2 separate regions of the Homo sapiens genome follow, and region 1 is linked to region 2. A link is a contact called in ENCODE Hi-C or POLR2A ChIA-PET data. All regions are on one chromosome and are shown on one strand. Each heading gives the region's core, a stretch centred on a gene start or an enhancer-like site at or near the end of the contact. The rest is flanking DNA. Distances are from core to core; before and after follow the strand shown. Region 1 overlaps GPR137B (G protein-coupled receptor 137B). Region 2 has its middle 22 kb from the start of GPR137B.

Region 1 (4,449 bases), core at 758-3,257, 39 kb after region 2:
AGGTCAGGAGTTCAAGACCAACCTGGCCAAAATGGTGAAACCCCTGTCTCTACTAAAAATACAAAGATTTGCCGGGTGTGGTTGCACGTGCCTATAATCCCAGCTACTCGGGAGGCTGAGGCACGAGAATCGCTTGAACCCGGGAGACAAGGTTGCAGTGAGCCGAGATGGCACCACTGCGCTCCAGCCTAGGCAACAAAAGTGAAACTCTGTCTCAGAAACAAACAAACAAAACATAGCTGGAGCAAACGTGGCAAAGTATTAAGGATGGAGTGCTGGGTGCATGAGTATTTGCTGTTATTTCTTTGTATATACATAAATTATTTTATAATATAAAGTTTCAACCTGCCATGCATTTGTAACATTTTCAGATGAATTTGCATACATACGTTTTGAACCAGCGTGTGTGATAGAGACTGGTTTCTTTAGTCAGGAGTCTGTGCTTGGTGCACTAAGAGTTTCAGTCCCCCTCAGTTACTGCGAGGGTCTCCTCAGGAGTCTCAGCCCACAGGCAGCTAGGATCAGGATGCACCCCCTTTTAAGGATAGGGGGATTATGAAGTGTCCAGAGAGTGGTGGCACAGAAGTGGAGACACTAGGGTGTCCAGATGTGGGTCCTGGCTTAGGGGAGAGGATTTATAAAGTAAAATGGCTGCAGAGATTCTGAATCAAGCGCAGGTTGGAAGCATAGTGCTTTGTTGGTACATCAGAGACACTGCCTCCAGGGACATCAGAGGTGACTTCTGTTGAGTTCTGCTGACTGCACAGGAGACACTGTCATACCCACAAAGAATAGCAGGGGACATTTCTGCCAGAAACACCACTAAGACATTAGTAAAAATGATTGTAACCCAGCTACTCAGGAGGCCGAGATGGGAGGATCACTTGAGTCTAGGAGTTCAAGACCAGCCTGGGCAATGTAGGGAGACATCATCTCTAAAAAATAAGACAAATTAGCCAGGCATTTGGGCTGCACCTGTACATAGTCTCAGCTACTCAGGAAGTTAAGGCAGGAGGATTCCTGGAGCCCAGGAAGATGGAGGCTGCAATGAGCTATGATGGCACCACTGCACTCCAGCCTGGGTGACAGCAAGACCCCGCCTCTTAAAAACAAACAAACAAACAGAAAGATTGTAAGACAGCAAATGTCAACTTGAGTTAGTAGTTGAAAAAATAGGCTTGGCGGGGTGGCTCATGCCTGTAATCCCAGCACTTTGGGAGGCCGAGGCAGGCGGATCACGAGATCAGGAGTTCAAGACCAGCCTGATCAACATTGTGAAACCCCGTCTCTTTTTGTATTTGTAGAAATACAAAAATGAGCCAGGCATGGTGGCGGGTGCTTGTAATCCCAGCTACTCGGGAGGCTGAGGCAGGAGAATCACTTGAACCTGGGAGGCAGAGGTTGCAGGAAAAAAAAAAAGAAAAGAAAAAAAATAGGCAAGCGGGAGTTCAAAGGGTGGGAACAAATCAGTGACGCGTGAACAGACTGATTTATGAGGGCAGGGGGCAGAGTCCAGCAGCTGCTCAAAGGCCTTTATGCTTCTGTCGAAACAAGTACGTCACATGCAGAGCTCTAGGCCTTCCTGTGTCATCCGAAAGGATGGGGTGAAGGCCTGGGTTACCAAGGGGGCACAAGTCGCCCACAGGTCCGGGATGAGGAGGCCTTGGCCCACTGTGGGAGCGGGTGGTGCGGAAAGCCCATGAGGGCTCTCGAACATTCCCCAGCGCCTGACAGCGGCCAGCTGGGGACATCTCCCAGCCGTGGCTCAGCCTTCAACAAGTCAAAAAGCCAGCATCACCCACAGCGTCATCCCCAGATCTATTCTAGGTTCTGAGGTTCTAGGTGGGACTTTCAAAAGCAGAAGAAACGATGCTAAAACCGAAAGGAATTTGCCATTAGGGAGAAATGCTTTATTTTCACCAGATGACAAACTTCAGGGTTTCTGATCAAAGTTGCTGCAATTTCTTCTTTCTCCTTCAGGCCTGATTCTGCTCCCCTCCCCTGTCCTCCCATCCTTCTTGCCACAACGGGGGAAGCCCTGAAAAACCCCGGTGTTTTCATAGGCTGTGTGGAGCCCAAGGAAGGGGAGGGAAAGGAAGTGGGGCTCATTTACCACCATTCAGTTCCTGATCGGGTTCCCCAAGAAGCAGCTGGGACTCTCCAACCCAACCTCACTTCCCCGGGGTCCCTGTCATTAGGCAGATGGCACTCCCATGGCTGTCCCTGCCATGTTCCCTCAGACCCCTCCTTGCTGCCTCAGTTTCTCAGCCCTCCACCCTTCCCTGCCTCCTGCCTCTCCCTGTCTGCCCTTCTCGGGACCCAGGCTCCTTCTGTCTGTCCACAAGCATGCTCAGGTCTCCCCATCTTAAAAACAAGGTCTGGACCCCCTGAATAACCTCTTTCTTGCATTTCACAAACATGCGCTTTTGGAAAGCAGTTTATGCTCTTGAATTGACTCACTGCTCCCACTTCCTCCTGCTGCCATCCAGGGTCTGCCTGTTCCCCCTCCAGCCTCCCCGTCAGTCGAGCCTGCCCTTGGCCAGGCCCTGTGGCAGCTTAAGGTGAAGTGGTCCAGCCTGTCAGCCGCACTGGACACCCTGACTGTCTCCTGCCCGGGGCCTCTCTCCCCTGCAGTCTTTGAGGCCTTGACCACTGAGGGGACTGCTCTTTGACCTCCTCCCTACTCTTAGTTTTTTTTTTGTCTTTTTGTTTTTTTTTAAATAACAGCTTTATTGAGGTATAATTCACATTTTCTGTGCTGTCCCCATCTCGAAGTGTACCACATTCAGAGTTGCGCAGTGACCCCACAGTCCACTGTAGACCTTTTCCATCCCAGAAGGAACCCCGTGCCTCTTAGTGGTCACCCTCCAATTCCCCGCCACGCCCTCCAGGCCCAGGCATCATGAATCTGTGTTGGGCCTCTGATTTGCCTTCATTTTCACCTTCTCTGTCAACCCATGGTCTGCAGCCTTTGCTCTGCTCTGTATCCCAGGGACCTCTCTCACAGCACAGGTCTGCATTTCAGCTGTGCCAATGCTCCCCCGAAGCTCTCCGCACCCTTACCCTGGACAGCGGCCTCTTCCTGGCTGGTCCACACCCCAGCCCGACCTTCTGCTGCCCTCCCCAGCTCCGGGCTCCTGCAGCACCTTCTCTCCTCACCCCCTCCCTCACTGCTCCTAAGTCCACATGCAGGTTCACACCTCCTCATGCTTCCCACGCCTCCATGCACTTTTCACACCTCCACACATCACATCTCCTCACACCTCCACACACACTTCACACCTCCTCACGCCTCCCACTCACACCTTCTCACGCCTCCCACATCTCCACACGCTTTTCACACCTCCTGTTATGGTTTGGCTGCATCCCCATGCAAATCTCAACTTGAATTGTATCTCCCAGAATTTCCAAGTGTTGTGGGAGGGACCCACAGGGAGGTAATTGAATCATGGGGGCTGGTCTTTCCCATGCTATTCTTGTGATGGTGAATAAGTCTCACAAGATCTGATGGGTTTATCAGGGGTTTCTGCTTTTGCTTCCTCCTCATTTTTTTTCTCTTGCCGCCGCCATGTAAGAAATGCCTTTTGCCTCCTGCCATGACTCTGAGGCCTCCCCAGCCATGTGGAATTGTTAAGTCCAATTAAACCTCTTTTTCTTCCTAGTCTCGGGTATGTCTTTATCAGCAGTGTGAAAATGGACTAATACAGTAAATTAGTACCAGGAGTGGGGTGTTGCTGAAAAGATACCCAAAAATGTGAAGCAACTTTGGAACTGGGTAACAGACAGAGATTACAACAGTTGGAGGGCTCAGAAGAAGACAGGAAAATGTGGGAAAGTTTGGAACTTTCTAGAGACTTATTGAATGGCTTTGCCCAAAATGCTGATAGTGATATGGTCAATAAAATCCAGGCTGAGGTGGTCTCAGATAGAGATGAGGAACTTTTTGGGAACTGGAGCAAAGGTGACTCTGGTTATGTTTTAGCAAAGAGATTGGTGGCATTTTACCCTTGCCCTAGAGATTTGTGGAACACTGAACTTCAGAGAGATGATTTAGGGTATCTGGCAGAAGAAATTTCTGAGCAGCAAAGCATTTAGAGGTGACTTCAGTACTCTTAAAGGCATTCAGTTTTAAAAGGGAAACAGAACATAAAAATTCAGAAAATTTGCAGCCTGACTATACAATAGAAAGGAAAAACCCATTTTCTGGGAAGAAATTCAAGCACGCTACAGAAATGTGTATAAGTAGCAAAGAGCCTAACGTTAATCCCCAAGTCCATGGGGAAAATGTCCCCAGGCCATGTCAGAGACCTTCATGGCAGCCCTTCCCATCATAAGCCTTAAGTCCCTTTTGTGGGCTGGGCCCAGGGTCCCCATGCTGTGTGCAGCCTAGGGACTTCGTGCCCTGTGTCCCAGCTGCTCCAGCCATGGCTGAAAGGGGCCAACGTAGAG
Region 2 (4,423 bases), core at 1,578-4,077:
TGAGCGGGGTGTGGCCTCCTTTCCTCTGCGCTTTCCCCACACCTGAAACTCCTGATCATTCAGCCCCTTACCTCTCCCAAGCTTTCAGCACGAGCTCTCCTTCTTAGCCTTCTAAATAAATAAACAACACCTGCACAGAACACTGCCATTTTCTGTAAGCTTTTCTTCCCCTTTAAAAATTGCAGTAAAATATACATAAGACAAAATGTATCATTTAAATCATTTTAAGTGTACAATTCAGTGGGGTGATATACATAAGGCAAAATGTATTATTTAAATCATTTTAAGTGTAAAATCCAGTGCCTTTAAGTCCCTTCACGATGTCGTTGCAACTGTCACCACCATCCAGCTCCGGAACTTCTTAATCATCCGTGGGTAAGCTTTTGAAGCTTTTGAATCCATAGTCTCATAACATTTTATTGCCGTCCTCATCGTCAGGTGAGGAAACTGAGGCTTTCTTCCTTACCTTGCTTTTGTGTTTTCTCTTTAACACTTGCACTCTGGCTTTTGCCCGTGGCTGTCCTGGAACTGACTCCCTTCAGGCTGTCAAAGGCCTCCTGGGGGCTGAGTTTCATGGGCTGCTTCCTGGTCTTGTCTTGTTTCTGGTCTGCAGCATTTGACAATCTTGTTTTCCAATCTCTCTTAGAAATTATCTCCTCCCCAGGTTTCCATAATACTCTCTGTCTTGAGTTTCCTACTACTAATTCTTGGGTGTTTTCTTGTCCTTTTCTTTTCATGTTTTTCTGTTTGATTGTTTTGTTTCTTTTTGTTGTTTTGAGACGGAGTCTCGCTCTGTTTCCTAGGCTGGACAGCAGTTGCTTTATCCTAGAACTTATGATGTAGCTGCCTGTGTGCCCATCTGTCTCCACAACAGAGCAAGGTCCTGGAAGCAGAGGTCGGGGGCGTGGGGGAGGTCTTGCTTGTCCTCTTTATGTCTCAGTGCTTAGTGTACCTTATATTTGGACAATGAATAAATAAATGTGCGCTGCTCTAGAAAAGAGATCATTGTCTCAATGGAGTGAAAATCAGTAAGGGGTAGGTCTCGGCTCACTGCAACCTCCACCTCCCTGGTTCAAGTAATTCTCCTGCCTCAGTCTCCCGAGTAGCTGGGATTACAAGCGCTCACCAACCCGCCAGGCTAAATTTTTGTATTTTTAGTAAGAGATGGGGTTTCACCACATTGGCCAGGCTGGCCTTGAACTCCTGACCTCAGTTGATCTGCGGGCCTCGGCCTCCCAAAGTGCTGGGATTACAGGCGTAAGCCACTGTGCCTGGCCCCTTTTCATGTTTTTATGTTTTGAGACGGAGTCTCGCTCTGTCACCCAGGCTGGAGTGCAATGGCGTGATCTCGGCTCACTGCAACCTCCACCTCCCTGGCTCAAGCGATTTTCCTGCCTCAGCCTCTCAAGTAGCTGGGATTACAGGCGTGAGCTACCACCCGGCCTCTTTTCATGTTTTTAAATTAGTCTCCCCTTTTTATTTTATTTTATTTTTTAGATAGAGACAGGGTCTCGCTATGTTGCCCAGGCTGGTCTCGAACTCCTGGACTCAAGCAGGTTCTTTTCTTCAGGCTTCTCCTTCTCCTGCCTCAGGAACTCATCCTCACTCCCTGCAACGTTTCAATAAGCACTTGCCTGGTTTGCCTGCCTCTGGCCTTGCTAATTAGACAACTACGATCTTTCTACCAGGAAAGTGTGATCCTGCCCTCAAGTCTACAAGGGCGGCCTGAGCTGACATGATAACATCTAACCTCTTTAGTTAGATATAGGATGTCCCTTGTCATCTGGCCCCTGGTGACCTCTAACAATATCCCCATCCCACTCCACCCCTTTACAGTCTGCAGTAGAACCGTCTGCAGTCCCAGTGCTGGAAGCCCAGGCTGCCTCATGCCTCCCTGTCTCTGCATACATGGTCGCTTTATCCTAGAACATATGATGTAGTTGCCCGTGTGCCCATCTGTCTCCACAACAGAGCAAGGTCCTGGAAGCAGGGGTAGGGGCGTCGGGGAGGTCTTGCTTGTCCTCTTTATGTCTCAGTGCTTAGTGTACCTTATATTTGGACAATGAATAAATAAATGTGCGCTGCTCTAGAAAAGAGATCATTGTCTCGATGGAGTGAAAATCAGTAAGGGGCAGAGTAAGGACTGGACATCAGGTCTTGGAAAGTTCTGACCCTTCCCACTATGTAAACATCCTTTCTACTGAGGGACCTCACGGGGTGACAAAGCCTTAGAGGAAATGTACGCAGTCTCTGCATGGTCCTAAGAAAATAAAGGAAATAAAGTAAGTGTTGTAATCCTGGACTGGAGTAGAAAGACTTCTTAGGGGGAGGCATTTTAAGGAGGGTGGAGAGGGGGATGCTTCCCGCCTCCGGATCACAGTCTACGAGAGCTTGCTGCTTTAGATGAGCCCACACCAGACCGAGACACAGGCAGAGCGGTGCGGCTGAAAGACATCTCTGCATCAGAAAACTTGAGTCCTGGTTTTTTCTACATCTGCCGCTGACTAGCAGATCTCAGAAGGCCCAGCAGCCTTCAGGTGTAAAACAAAGGAGTATTTTCCATCTCTTTCAACCCGAAAATCCAGAAAGTGGGGACATCTGTGTTTGAAGATTGTTCAACATTTTTCAGATTAAACTGATCCACATTTTCCAAGGTATCAAAGTGGTGGCTGCATCCTCTCATGGTGCTGGGAATCACAGACTTCTCCCCTCACCCTTGATTGTGACCTGATTCTAGAAGACGGTTGCTGATAGAAATGTCCAAGTTATTCAAGGGGCTTCTCTAGAGGAAACAACTTCCATTTCACTCTTGATTCTCTAGAGGAAATATAACTTTCGTTTCACTCTTGATTCTCGAGAGGAAACAACTTCTGTTTCACTCTTGATTTTCACTATTTTCACGTTACGGGTTGAGATAAATGGCCTTAGATTTGACTCATCGAGGAGAGAGCGATTCTGCCTAGAGTTCTTTGAAAGCCGGCTGTACTGAGTGAGATCCTAGGTCACTGCAGAGAAGGAAAGGGAAGAGAAGTGGGGAGGGAGAGGGGAACAGAGAGGGGCACGGAGAGGGACAGGGAGATTGGTTTCCTTTGACAAACCCAGCTGGTTTCCTCGGTAGTTGTGTGTGGTTTCCACCAAACCCACCTATCACTTAGTTAGGACTGCTAATTAGGGGGCAGAGATGAGGACTGCTGTCTGTAGTCGTAAAGATGGTTACTAAGCAGGAGGCTGAGCTGGTGGTTGCAGCTGACACTGGAAATTCACCCAGCTTCGCCCCCCGGGAGATGTGCCACCCCTACATCGTAGGCAGCTGTGGGCCACAGGCATTTCGTTCTCCAAAATCCTACATTCATCTTACTTCATTTAATGTTTGCAGCCACATAAGAAGTAGAAAACATAACTTGATTTCCAGATTAGAAGACTGAAGTTTGGACAGAAAAAATAACTTGCCCAGTGTCACCCAGCGGGCACACGGAGGAGCTGGGATTCAACATCAATGACTCCAGGACCATGGTCTGTCTCCACGAGACTAGTCTACCCACCTCGATTCTCTGCCTGGTAGGCCTTCCCCACTTTTCCACCTGCTAAATCAATCACACCTGGTTGCATCTCTCCTTCTTTCCTCCCCTAACCCAAGACTCTTTTTTGTTGTTGTTGTTTTGGAGATGGAGTTTGCTGTTGTTGCCCAGGCTGGAGTGCAGCGGCACGACCTCGGCTCACCACAGCCTCTGCCTCCCGGGTTCAAGCGATTCTCCTGCCTCAGCCTCCCGAGTAGCTGGGATTACAGGCACGCGCCACCATGCCCAGCTAATTTTTGTATTATTAGTAGAGATGGGGTTTCACCATGTTGCCCAGGGTGGTCTTGAACTCCTGACCTCAGGTGATCCACCCGCCTCAGCCTCCCAAAATGCTGGGATTACAGGCGTGAGCCACCATGCCCGGCCATATCCCATGACTCTCTAAAGCACTCTGTGGTTGTTTCTGGGTTATTTTCACTTCTCCAATTAGGAGGTAAGTTTTTTGGGGTCAAAGAGCATGTTTTCGACTTTGTTTTCATCCTATCCCAAATTGCCTGGTACCAAGCTTGGTAGCTGATGAGCCAACAGGGAACCCACGAATGACATTGTATTAGAAGACCACAGGCTTTGGGCTCAAGGAATGACCCTTCCCTTTTACAGTCCTGTCCACACCTCAACAGCCCTCTCGTAGCTCGGTGGATCTCAGCTGAATGTCAATGAGCCAGAGCTTCCCCTGACCACCCAAGCCCAAGTGTTGTCCCTGGCTATTCCTCCTCGTAGCATCTCTTTTTCCTCTTCATCGGACTTACTACAACGTGTACTCATAGGCTCATTTGAGTATCTACCTTATTTTCTCCACTAAAATGTGAACCCCAAGAGGCCAGGGACCATGGGCATTTTGACTC

Evidence for each region. Hi-C counts contacts between places; a loop is a spot of excess contacts on that map. ChIA-PET counts read pairs that join two places held with the same protein, here RNA polymerase II (POLR2A). Pooled maps may share reads with other maps.
Region 1: a map of GM12878 shows a loop between it and region 2 (5-fold over the local background). The contact joins two enhancer-like sites. A Hi-C loop is called at or near these places in 5 of 168 maps with a recorded cell type or tissue (GM12878, cardiac septum, colonic mucosa and 2 more), 28 of 37 single-sample maps with no recorded cell type and 9 of 50 pooled maps. POLR2A ChIA-PET finds 5 or more read pairs at or near these places in 5 of 52 experiments (GM10248, GM12878, OCI-LY7 and 2 more).

Annotation. Positions count from the first base shown.
Region 1 is chr1:236,158,209-236,162,657 of GRCh38, forward strand. The region is part of intron 1 of GPR137B (G protein-coupled receptor 137B); the gene reads left to right. Among named protein-coding and RNA genes, the nearest start is that of GPR137B, 18 kb to the left of the region's middle. RefSeq lists a silencer at 363-412 and enhancers at 1,378-1,427, 1,528-1,977, 2,068-2,117. Within about 2 kb of position 2,008, at least 5 of the 41 ENCODE cell types and tissues checked have a DNase peak (open chromatin) inside an H3K27ac peak, as active enhancers do; they include GM12878, where a contact is called at or near this core.
Region 2 is chr1:236,117,909-236,122,331 of GRCh38, forward strand. No RefSeq gene overlaps it. Among named protein-coding and RNA genes, the nearest start is that of GPR137B, 22 kb to the right of the region's middle. RefSeq lists an enhancer at 2,770-2,889. Within about 2 kb of position 2,828, at least 3 of the 41 ENCODE cell types and tissues checked have a DNase peak (open chromatin) inside an H3K27ac peak, as active enhancers do; they include GM12878, where a contact is called at or near this core.